Linked DNA regions of Homo sapiens: all the other regions are linked to region 1. Evidence: chromatin contacts called from ENCODE Hi-C data. All regions are on one chromosome and are shown on one strand. The core of a region is the stretch at or near the end of the contact, and the rest is flanking DNA. Distances in the headings are between cores, read along the strand shown.

The links. Hi-C counts contacts between places; a loop is a spot of excess contacts on that map. Pooled maps may share reads with other maps.
Region 2: a pooled map shows a loop between it and region 1 (15-fold over the local background). The contact joins the promoter of TNPO1-DT here to the promoter of PPWD1 in region 1. A Hi-C loop is called at or near these places in 5 of 50 pooled maps.
Region 3: a pooled map shows a loop between it and region 1 (9-fold over the local background). The contact joins the promoter of ANKRA2 here to the promoter of PPWD1 in region 1. A Hi-C loop is called at or near these places in 2 of 50 pooled maps.

Annotation. Positions count from the first base shown.
Region 1 is chr5:65,561,837-65,564,850 of GRCh38, forward strand. It overlaps PPWD1 (peptidylprolyl isomerase domain and WD repeat containing 1), which reads left to right and starts at 1,460. Exons shown (of 11, transcript NM_015342.4): 1 at 1,460-1,670. The coding sequence starts at 1,475. It overlaps CENPK (centromere protein K), which reads right to left and starts at 1,332. Exons shown (of 11, transcript NM_022145.5): 1 at 1,262-1,332. RefSeq lists enhancers at 587-1,248, 969-1,108, 1,249-1,909.
Region 2 is chr5:72,815,206-72,818,250 of GRCh38, forward strand. It overlaps TNPO1-DT (TNPO1 divergent transcript), which reads right to left and starts at 1,343. Exons shown (of 9, transcript NR_186518.1): 1 at 948-1,343. TNPO1 (transportin 1) reads left to right here and starts at 1,456. Exons shown (of 25, transcript NM_002270.4): 1 at 1,456-1,547. The coding sequence starts at 1,533. RefSeq lists enhancers at 1,023-1,102, 2,183-2,232 and silencers at 1,363-1,462, 1,503-1,722.
Region 3 is chr5:73,563,668-73,566,889 of GRCh38, forward strand. It overlaps ANKRA2 (ankyrin repeat family A member 2), which reads right to left and starts at 1,972. Exons shown (of 9, transcript NM_023039.5): 1 at 1,465-1,972. UTP15 (UTP15 small subunit processome component) reads left to right here and starts at 2,076. Exons shown (of 13, transcript NM_032175.4): 1 at 2,076-2,245. RefSeq lists enhancers at 1,232-1,786, 1,366-1,415, 1,436-1,645, 1,656-2,215, 1,787-2,341.

The DNA of each region.
Region 1 (3,014 bases), core at 210-2,709:
ATACCCACATAATTCTAAAATACATTCATTTATTCAACAAATATGTTAATGTGTGCCATTGGTCAGACACTGGCTTTAGCTGTGTAGATGAAAAAGTCTTTGTACTTGTAGAGCTTCCATTCTCATGCAGACAATATAAATGAATGGATAACTAAATACATGATATGATTTCAGGTAGTCAGAAGTGCTATGAAATGGTAAAGTATACAACACTGCCTGCAAGTACTATCGGAATTCAGGATAGGGAAGCTTAGAAAAACCAACCCGGAAGGAATTAGTCCATAATAATGCTTAATAAATGTTAACTAGCTACATTATTATTATCATTATCATTATCATCTTCATCCTCATTATTGCATTGGTCTCTGAAAGATGAGAAGCTGTAAACATGAAGGCTAAATCGCTGTGGAGATGCTTTCAAGCATAAAAACATAAGAGTAGGAGGCAAGAACGAACAAGGGAAATTTGTGAGACACAAAAGAAAGTAGTCTGATGAGAGCAGAGGGCAGAGAAGAAATGAGACTTGCTAGGTAGAATGGTCAAATAATGGGAACCTTTGAAATAAAATAAAGTGCCTACTATGGGGGGGCAGTTCCTTCCCTGTACGTGGTGCCTATCTCAAGGCAAAAGTAGAGAAGAGATTTACGACGAGGATTTTATTAGGTTGGTGCAAAAGTAATTGCAGAGAAAAAAGAAGTGTTTTACGGAGGTCATTTTGACAAGCTGTATTTGATTTTTTAAAAAAGAGATTAAGATAATACATTTTATGTTATGTGCTTTTTACCTAATTTTTTAAAAATGAAGAAGACAGATGAGGAGGAGGAGAAAGAGTTCAGATGACTGCTAGGAGATGAAATCCTATACCAGAGAGAAGAAAGAAGAGTGACCCGTTCTGCCCTAGGTCTTTTGGTTATTTGAAGTAGCTGCTTCTCCACCCCACCCCCAGAAACAGTAACAAGCACTCACCACCTTCTTCAGAGAGTGTGTGAGAGAATAAAGGTCAGGAGAGAAAACATGTTTAGTGCATCTGAAAGGAAACCCGCGAGTTAACCACTTCCTTCTGTCCCCACCCTTCCATCTTTCTCTAAATATTGGTGAGGTTATGGAGCTTGCGTTGGCGCGCGGGAAGCCGAGAAGAACGGGACTCAAAGCCCGGCTGGGAAGTCAGGTATCTAGTTGGCCGGCGATAAGGGTTTCACCTTCAGGACTGGAGCTCCACAAGATTCAACCGTTATATCAACCTCCCCGGCCCAGGTCTTACCATCACAGCGTCACAAACTCCAGGTCGCCTAGGCGCTGCGCAGGAAGCGCTTGCCAGCCCCGGACTTCTGCGCGCGCTGCATGCCCATTGGATGTGCTCATTCCCACCCCAGCCAATCCCGAAACTCGCTCGGACGCTGACAGAAGACTGCGCCGCTGCTTTGGGATTGGTAGCTGAGTTTTGTGTCGCGCCTTTTCTGACGATGCGAACAACATGGCGGCGGAAAGTGGTAGCGATTTTCAGCAGAGACGTAGAAGGCGCCGGGACCCGGAGGAACCGGAAAAAACAGAACTCAGCGAAAGAGAGCTGGCAGTAGCAGTGGCGGTGTCCCAGGAGAACGATGAGGAGAACGAAGAGCGCTGGGTTGGACCTTTACCTGTGGAGGCAACACTGGCCAAGAAGAGGAAAGGTAGCTGCAGACATAGTACCGGGACGAATTGGAGTGCTGCGTCCGCTGAGTAGGAGGGTTCAAGCCAGATCCGAAGAGGGATGATGTGTGGAGTTTTGTGCCCTCAGAACAGAGGGCCGTCCTCTCACTTCTGGCTACTCCATACTTGCATGTCTTAACGAAATAGTGATTTAAGCGTAGTACAACGTCTTTTTGATAATATCTAACACTTTTGATCATTGATTTGTTATGACAGATGCTAAAACTAACATTTTCCTATTCTTATGTGTTTGGCTCCTCTCATTTACTCCCCACAGCAGCCACATGAAGTTGGAATTTCGAACTCTTATTTAGGTATGCAAAAGGGTACCAGTTCTCTTTAAGGCTTTAGTTCAGGAGTGGTGTTAATGTATTAATGTGTTGGGGCGCGAGAGGAAGGCGGTGCTTATTTCGAATCATGGTAGGTAAAGATAATTTCAACTCTGACACTTCCACTAATAAATTTTCGCATCTAGGGAAAATGACGTAAGCTTCCTAGATCACAGATTTGTTTTCATCCAAAACCCGAAGTCTGTGGTTTTGAAATCACGCTCTTGATACGATGGGCTGAGTCTTTTTGTCACTAACGAGGAATAATCACAAATTATTATCAAATAAAAGGGGTGGGAAAAGGGGTAGATTAAGTTTTCTTGTCTTTGTTGTTTTGTTATCTTGTTTTTCTGTGAAATGTTTTCCTTAAGTATTTAAGACATTTTAAATGTGGTCTAAGCTCAAATCGTACTTTAGCACCTTCCCTTAAAAAACTTCAATGATTTGTCATTATTTTCTCTCTCTTTTTTTTTTTTTTTTTTTTTTTTGAGACGGAGTCTCGCTCTGTCGCCCAGGCTGGAGCGCATGCAGTGGCGCTATCTCGGCTCACCGCAACCTCCGTCTCCGGGGTTCAAGCGATTCTCCTGCCTCAGCCTCCCGAGTAGCTGGGGCTACAGGCGCACGCCCAGCTAATTTTTGTATTTTTAGTAGGGACGGGGTTTCACCATGTTGGCCAGGATGGTCTTGATTTCTTGACCTCGTAATCTGCCTGCCTCGGCCTCTCAAAAGTGCTGGGATTACAGGCATGAGCCACGGCGCCCAGCTCATTATTTTCATTAAAGCCCAAACTCCCTCACATGGCATATAAAGCCCTTTATGATGTGATCTCTCCTTACCTTCTTAGTGCATCTTCCATTACCTTCCTCTCCCAACCCCTTACTTTGTACTCCACCCATTCTAAAATCACTCGAGAATCGGTCTTGTACTTTTTTTTCCTCTGGATTCCTACCCAGATATGGTGTTTCTACCGGGAATAATTTCCCTCAACTCTTCCAC
Region 2 (3,045 bases), core at 93-2,592, 7.3 Mb after region 1:
TTTCAAATGCAGAAATAAGCCATTTGTTATTTGGATAAATATACTTTTTCTGGGTATATTTTCCTGCAGATAAACTACCATTCAGAAAAGTTTATATTACATTTTTTTCTTGGTAATCTACTCCTATTTGGGGGGGGGGGCTCTTTTTGATATACACTACTGTATCCAATTACTATCAAATTAATATTATAACATGTTGAAATCATGAATATTTTAGTTATCTATATTTTCCCTTGCTAAGTTCAATTTCCCAATGATTAAAAAATGGTACTTTTAGTCTCAAATTTTAAGTTAAATAAACTAGTTGTTCCTGCAAAATGACTGTAATTCAAATGAAAATTGTTAACACGTTTAGAAGAACAAATAAATTACCTTAGTAAAAATTTAGACATTTTCTAGTATTATGTACTGTAATTTTACCTAAACTATGACAGGAAGGCAACAACTGTCACACATTTTCAAAATATATACAGCACTTCCAGTAAGATAGTCGGAACTGCTGGTATTTCTACTCACACTGATCATGTGAGGAATATTATCACGGGCATCATCACCTTAGAAAATAAAAATCAGCTAGCTATGCAAATTTTAAGTATTTTTATACAGTAAATTTTACATATAAGAATAATCTGAGGGAAGGAAACTGATATTTATCTCATTACCCTTGTTGCAGTTGGGTATAAAAACGTCCACCACTCCCATTTTGAATCATTTGCCGTACAGAAAATACAGGACATTTTAATTTCTCATGATGGCAGGTTAGGGAGAGAAAGGCTTGTTATTTCTAAGAGCAAGAAACTACAGTTTTATAGGATTGAACACCTGGAGGCGTAAACATTTTATAAATCACTGAATTCTAATTACATAGTAGTTTATACGCCAGATACAACATACGTCAAAAGCCTATCTTGTTCTAAGCGGGCAGCCATCCACCGGCGTCTACCTACCGAAGCCATTTCTGCTTTTTACCAGCGACGCTGGAACAGTGTTATTGTGGGATATGTTCAGTGTTGAACAGGCTCCCAGGGCACGGCTGTTACTTTGGAGGTTATGCTGGGGTACAGAAGTTAGGCTGGGGCAGGGCCATCCACCTAGGAGGGCCCAGCACAGTCTGGGCAACCACACCGGCGGGCCGTTTTGCTCACAGCCCCACCGCGCCGGGCAGCGTCTGCAGCTGCTGCGTGCGAGACCCAGAGGCTCCGGTCAGCGCGCCGGCCGCAGGGAGTGCGAGCACTTGTGAGCCCCGCGCCGGGCCGGTGAAGTCTGGTGCTGCCGAGCCCGCTTAGAAAGCACGGCCGCGCGCTGTCGGACGCAGGCCCACAGGCCCAGCCGACCCAGGCAGCAATTTTCCTAGCCCCGCCGCCGTTGCCAAGGCGACCGCCGCCGAATGTTCCCGCCGCGGGCTCCGCCCCCCGGCCAATCGGACCGGCGCTCGGTGAAGCCCAGATTCTCTTTGTTCCGCAGCCATTTCAGGCCCCGGACAGGAGGCAGTGCCGCTTCGGCCGAAGGCCCGAGCGCCCGAGGCGTCTGGGATGGTGTGGGACCGGGTAGGTGGCGTGAGGGTGCGCGGCCCCGAACTGCAGGGGCGGGAACGGAGGCTGGGAGCGCCGAGCTGCCTGACGCGCCTACGGGAGAGACGCCGGGCTCGCCCGCTCTCTCGGCGCCTGCCCGGCCGTTTGAAGCCGAGAGGCAGCGGCGGCGCGGTTCTAACCCCAACAGCTGCCCGCCCAGGCGCCCTGCGGGACCCGGGTAGGGAGCAGGCGACGGCGGCTCCTCAAGCGTCCGAGGATCCCGTTAGGGGCGGCAGGAGCCCGTTACAAGGGGCGGGAAGGGAAGGGTCTTACATTCAGGGGAGCGTTTGCCTCGCCTGTTAAGCTGTGGCGTTTGAGGGCCCTTGAGTGCTGCAGTCGGCTGCCCCGGGACGGCTGCCTTTCACTGGTTCTGGGCGCTGGCCGGCGCTGCCCGAGATGGGCCAGTCTTTGTCCCGCCCTGGGCCCCTCTGCCCGGGTCTCCTGCGTCCGCACACAGCGCCCATCGTCCTTACATGCAGCTTGCCGTTCTCTTCCTCCCGGCGGTTCTTTCTCCTTGGGGCCTCTTGGCCTCACGACATGTTTACATAATGTTTGTGACTGTACGAGTTTTGCGTGGGCTTGTGGGTTTTGCCCTTCTACCTCCACTCCCATGCGTACAAGCAACAGGGAACAGCTGCTGAGGAGCAGATTGGCCACCACAATCAAGCTATTTTCGGAATGACTTTCTTTAAAAATGATCGCGTGTTGCTTACTGATTTTAAAAATCAACTGGATTTTGCAAGGATTGCTTAGAGTTTAAGTCTGTTATCTTAATCGCTAATCAGGATGGTCTATCAGTAGATGTAAATGTAGAAATTTGAAATTGGAGGCTATCTACAAATTGATTTTGACAGCTGTATTAAGAAGCTTAATAACTGTCCTTTGAAACAGTAATGACTTAAATGATGAATGTGTAAGTGGTACTTTTTTTACCCTAAAGAAAAGATACTTTTAAAATTGCAAGATGTATGGTGTAATAGGTGTTTGGAAATGAAGGTTGTAAAATGGCTGTCCTGACGTACTACTCACTTTTAGAATAACAAAAGTTCCTGCAGCTTTTTAAGTTTCCCTGTTATATCAAAGCTTTCATGTTAGAGTGGTGAAGAAGCTATGTTTAGTGGAAAAGGGGAAAGTTCCGTTTTTTGGGAAAGGATCTGTTTTCCACTTTCACCTTACCTGGCACCGTAGTTGTTCCTAGAGAAGGCTGTGCCAGGATGAAAATTAGCAACCACAAAAGGGAAACAATAGTTTGTAGGTGCAGATATCTTTTTTAGTCTCTAGCTATGCAGTGCATAAATTTATACTAGCTTGGCAGTACGATTTTTACTTCATGCAATTTAACGTGAGCCTAATGAAGTACTAGTGTTCTGTTTTCTTTTTCCTAAAAGGGGCCGCCACCCTTGATGTGGCTGCATCTTTCTCCTAGTCAGGAATTATTAAATTCCTCCCACTGAAATATCTATAAAAATCTTGT
Region 3 (3,222 bases), core at 722-3,221, 8.0 Mb after region 1:
CCAAGATGTATAGTTGTCTTAGATACATTATCATTTGGGACAGAAAGGAAATTAATAACATCCAGTTAATTTTTTCATGTTAGGGTTAATTGCCTCTTAGGAATTTTGAGAGGGTGCAGGGTGTTTCAAAATTGGAATTGGAATTAAAAGAAAAATGCATTAGGATCGCAGTGGAGCAAGGGTCGCGAAACCATACATTTACAGATAACCACCTTCTACAATTTTAAAAACATTTTCAAAGATTAGTCTTTATAACAATCCTTTGAGTAGGCAGGTCAGGTAATCATATGTCCACCTAGGAGGGGTAAAAAAGGAAGCTCATGAATTATGAGGGCTTACTCAGCTCTTCTGACTCCATCACTCTGACCATTAAAATGAGGCAGCCCTAAACAAAGCCAAAATCTCCACGAGAGAGTTGAATAAATAACACATAGTATAGTAAGGAAAAAAAAAAAAAGCAGGAAGTAAGAAGGTTAATACATTTGGGCAAAAAGAAGGAAACCAGAAAAGAAAATTAGTTCAGTGATTCAAAGGGAGATGGATGTGCAATGCATTAGTCCATGCGTCTTAAAAGGGACTGGACAATGTGAACTGTGTTTCCTGAGGGAAGAACCATCTCCCCCTTTCTCCTATCCAGCGGTTGGCTAAGTGCAACTCCCCTAAGCTCTCTGAGCACCCTGCATGTATCTGTATTTTAGCATTCACCATCCTTTTGACAATTTCCATTTAAATAACAGCTAAATTGAAAACTCCCCTAGGATGGGGACCACTCTTACTAATTTTTGCACACAGAACAGTACTTGGTCCTACCAGGTGCTCCATAAATGTTTTCTGATCTTAACTTTAACAATTTTTTCCATATTCTTTTCTATTTCTAACATTTGCTGATTAGACCTGGCTTTCCACTCCCAACATCGCTACTAACTAGCTGGCCACTCCTGGACAAATAAATAATACAAGTTTTCTGAAATTCATCTATTATAAAAAGGTGTTGAAATAGGCCTTTCTAATATTCTTTCCAGCTCTAAACAGCTTCCATGTTACAAATCAGGGTTTATAGATGGAATTACAGGTCTTCGAGAGGAGAATAGCAAATGTGCTTAGGCGAAGGGGGTGGGTGGAAAATGAACGCTTATCTTGGCACAGCAGTTTAACGAGAGGAGAAGCAAAGTTGATTGGTAGGCCAAAATTTTGAAGAACAGGAGAGGGAGGCGGGGGTGAGGGGAGTGGGGTAACAGGACTTAGAAGAGGTGGTGGTGAGAAAAAGGGGGTAAGGCAATCGATAGCTAGGTTCACCTCGATCTGTCAGAGCCCAGGGATGAAGGGATAGAGAGTCTACGGAGATAAAGTGGGCAGCTATGCTAGTTCCTGTGGATGCTAATAACAGGAGCCCCTCGTTTCTTCCTGATCCTGGAATTATTCTACAAGGAGAGGAAGGTGCTATGAAAATAAATGATGCCTCACAGGCGACAGGTGTCCCAGCGTCCCGAGACAGGAGCCCGCTGTCTCCCGCTGGAGGGGAGACTCTTGCAGGAAAGAAAGTCCGTTCTGTCGCCACCGGCCAGCTGTGCCCGAAAAGTCCCAGGAAGAAACTCTCGCTCATCCGCGGCGAGCGGATCCCGGGCACAGGGGCTGGAGGCCGACCCGGTGAGAGTGCAAGGTCTCGCGACCACCGACGACAGCAGACAGCGAGTCGGGCCTTCCCATCTGAGGCCAGCTTCAGTACAGGCCTCCAAGCCCGGGCTTGTTTTGGCCGCGACGTCACTTCCGATTTCTTCTTTCGCCTTCTGGCTAAAAAACGTTCCGCAGCAATGCAGCTGAAACTTTCGGGTTTTCTTTTTTTTGTCCCTCTCTCCTTTTTTTTAATATTTTTGTTTTTGCCGCCTTTACGCTCCGAGGCCCATCCTGCCGGAGTACTACACAGACAGGGTCATTTCAGTTGACGGTTCTGGGTCACCAGAGCAGAGGAAGCCCCAATTTCGCCCTCCGGTCACACCTCCTACTCCAGATCGCCCCGCCCACCTGACCCGCCTCTGCGCCGCCGGGCTGCGTGAGTCTCATGAGCGTGCTCTGGTACGTCATCTTCGCGCGACGTTCGGTTCGCTGTGTGTGTCGCCGGCTCCTTGAGGGTCCATGTGATTTTTACGCCAGTGCTGCTGAACTGTGCAGGGTAGGGAGCTGGCACAGTCCGATTAATTGTCCTTGGGTCGAGGTGTCTCGTCGGACCCTTTGGGGCTCAGTGGAGGTAGGTGAAGGCGGCTCCCATTGAGGGAAGCCCACACTCACACCCGGCCTTCCTGTGTTAATCTGGCATGCTCTTCTGGGGCTTCCCAGGCTATATAGGAGAGTGGCCAAATTCTTTAACCGGCTCAAGTTCCCCTCAATTAAGCTTCGACCTAGGTTCTTCTCTGCGATTACACCCTTTCCTGTCCACCGTTGTTAGTTCCCGGAGTAATCAGCAACTCTCCAAGGCAATGGACACATTTCCATCTTTGCCTTTGCTTACGAGGCTCCCTCAGGTGAAGTGAACCTAATGGAGTTTTAAAATATTTGGGAGATAAAATCAGCAGATCTTGTTAACTATTTGGATGTTAGGAGTGAGGAAGAAAAGGACACGTCAAGGCTGAGTCTAGGTTAATATCTGGTGCCAGTCACCAGCCAAAATGGAGTATATTGGAGTAAGCAAAGGCACAGACCATGTCTTTATTTCATTCACCATTATAGCCCCAGTGCCTAGAGCAGTGTCCTGCACATTGGTAGGTACTTTAATGAACAGAAGAGTGTTCCCAAAGACCAGTGAAATACAATCATTGGTCATTGTATTTCATTAAAGCACCTTTTAAATATATGTTACACCTATTTATCGTGGTGTTACTAATGTAAAGTTTTCAGGCTTTTTGGAATAGATGATGAGCAGCACCTCTGGAATCATTTACCTGATAACATTGAATCTCTTTTGCAATTGAGTCGTTCTGGAAAAATGTTTTGGCTTGATTGCATGTTATTTAAAAGTTTTATCCTATTCTGCCACTTTAGTGTTGAATTTAATTTCAGGACTGCTTTATTACAGTTTTCTTTCCTACTGTTTAAACCTTTTAAAGTAAATTTAATTTTAAGCTTCTACATTAGAATATTAGCTTTGTGTTTCTTACTTCTTGGCATTTTTAGGCTTTCAGGAAATCAAATCCGTAACTATAATTGTTATAGATTAAATGTCATCTT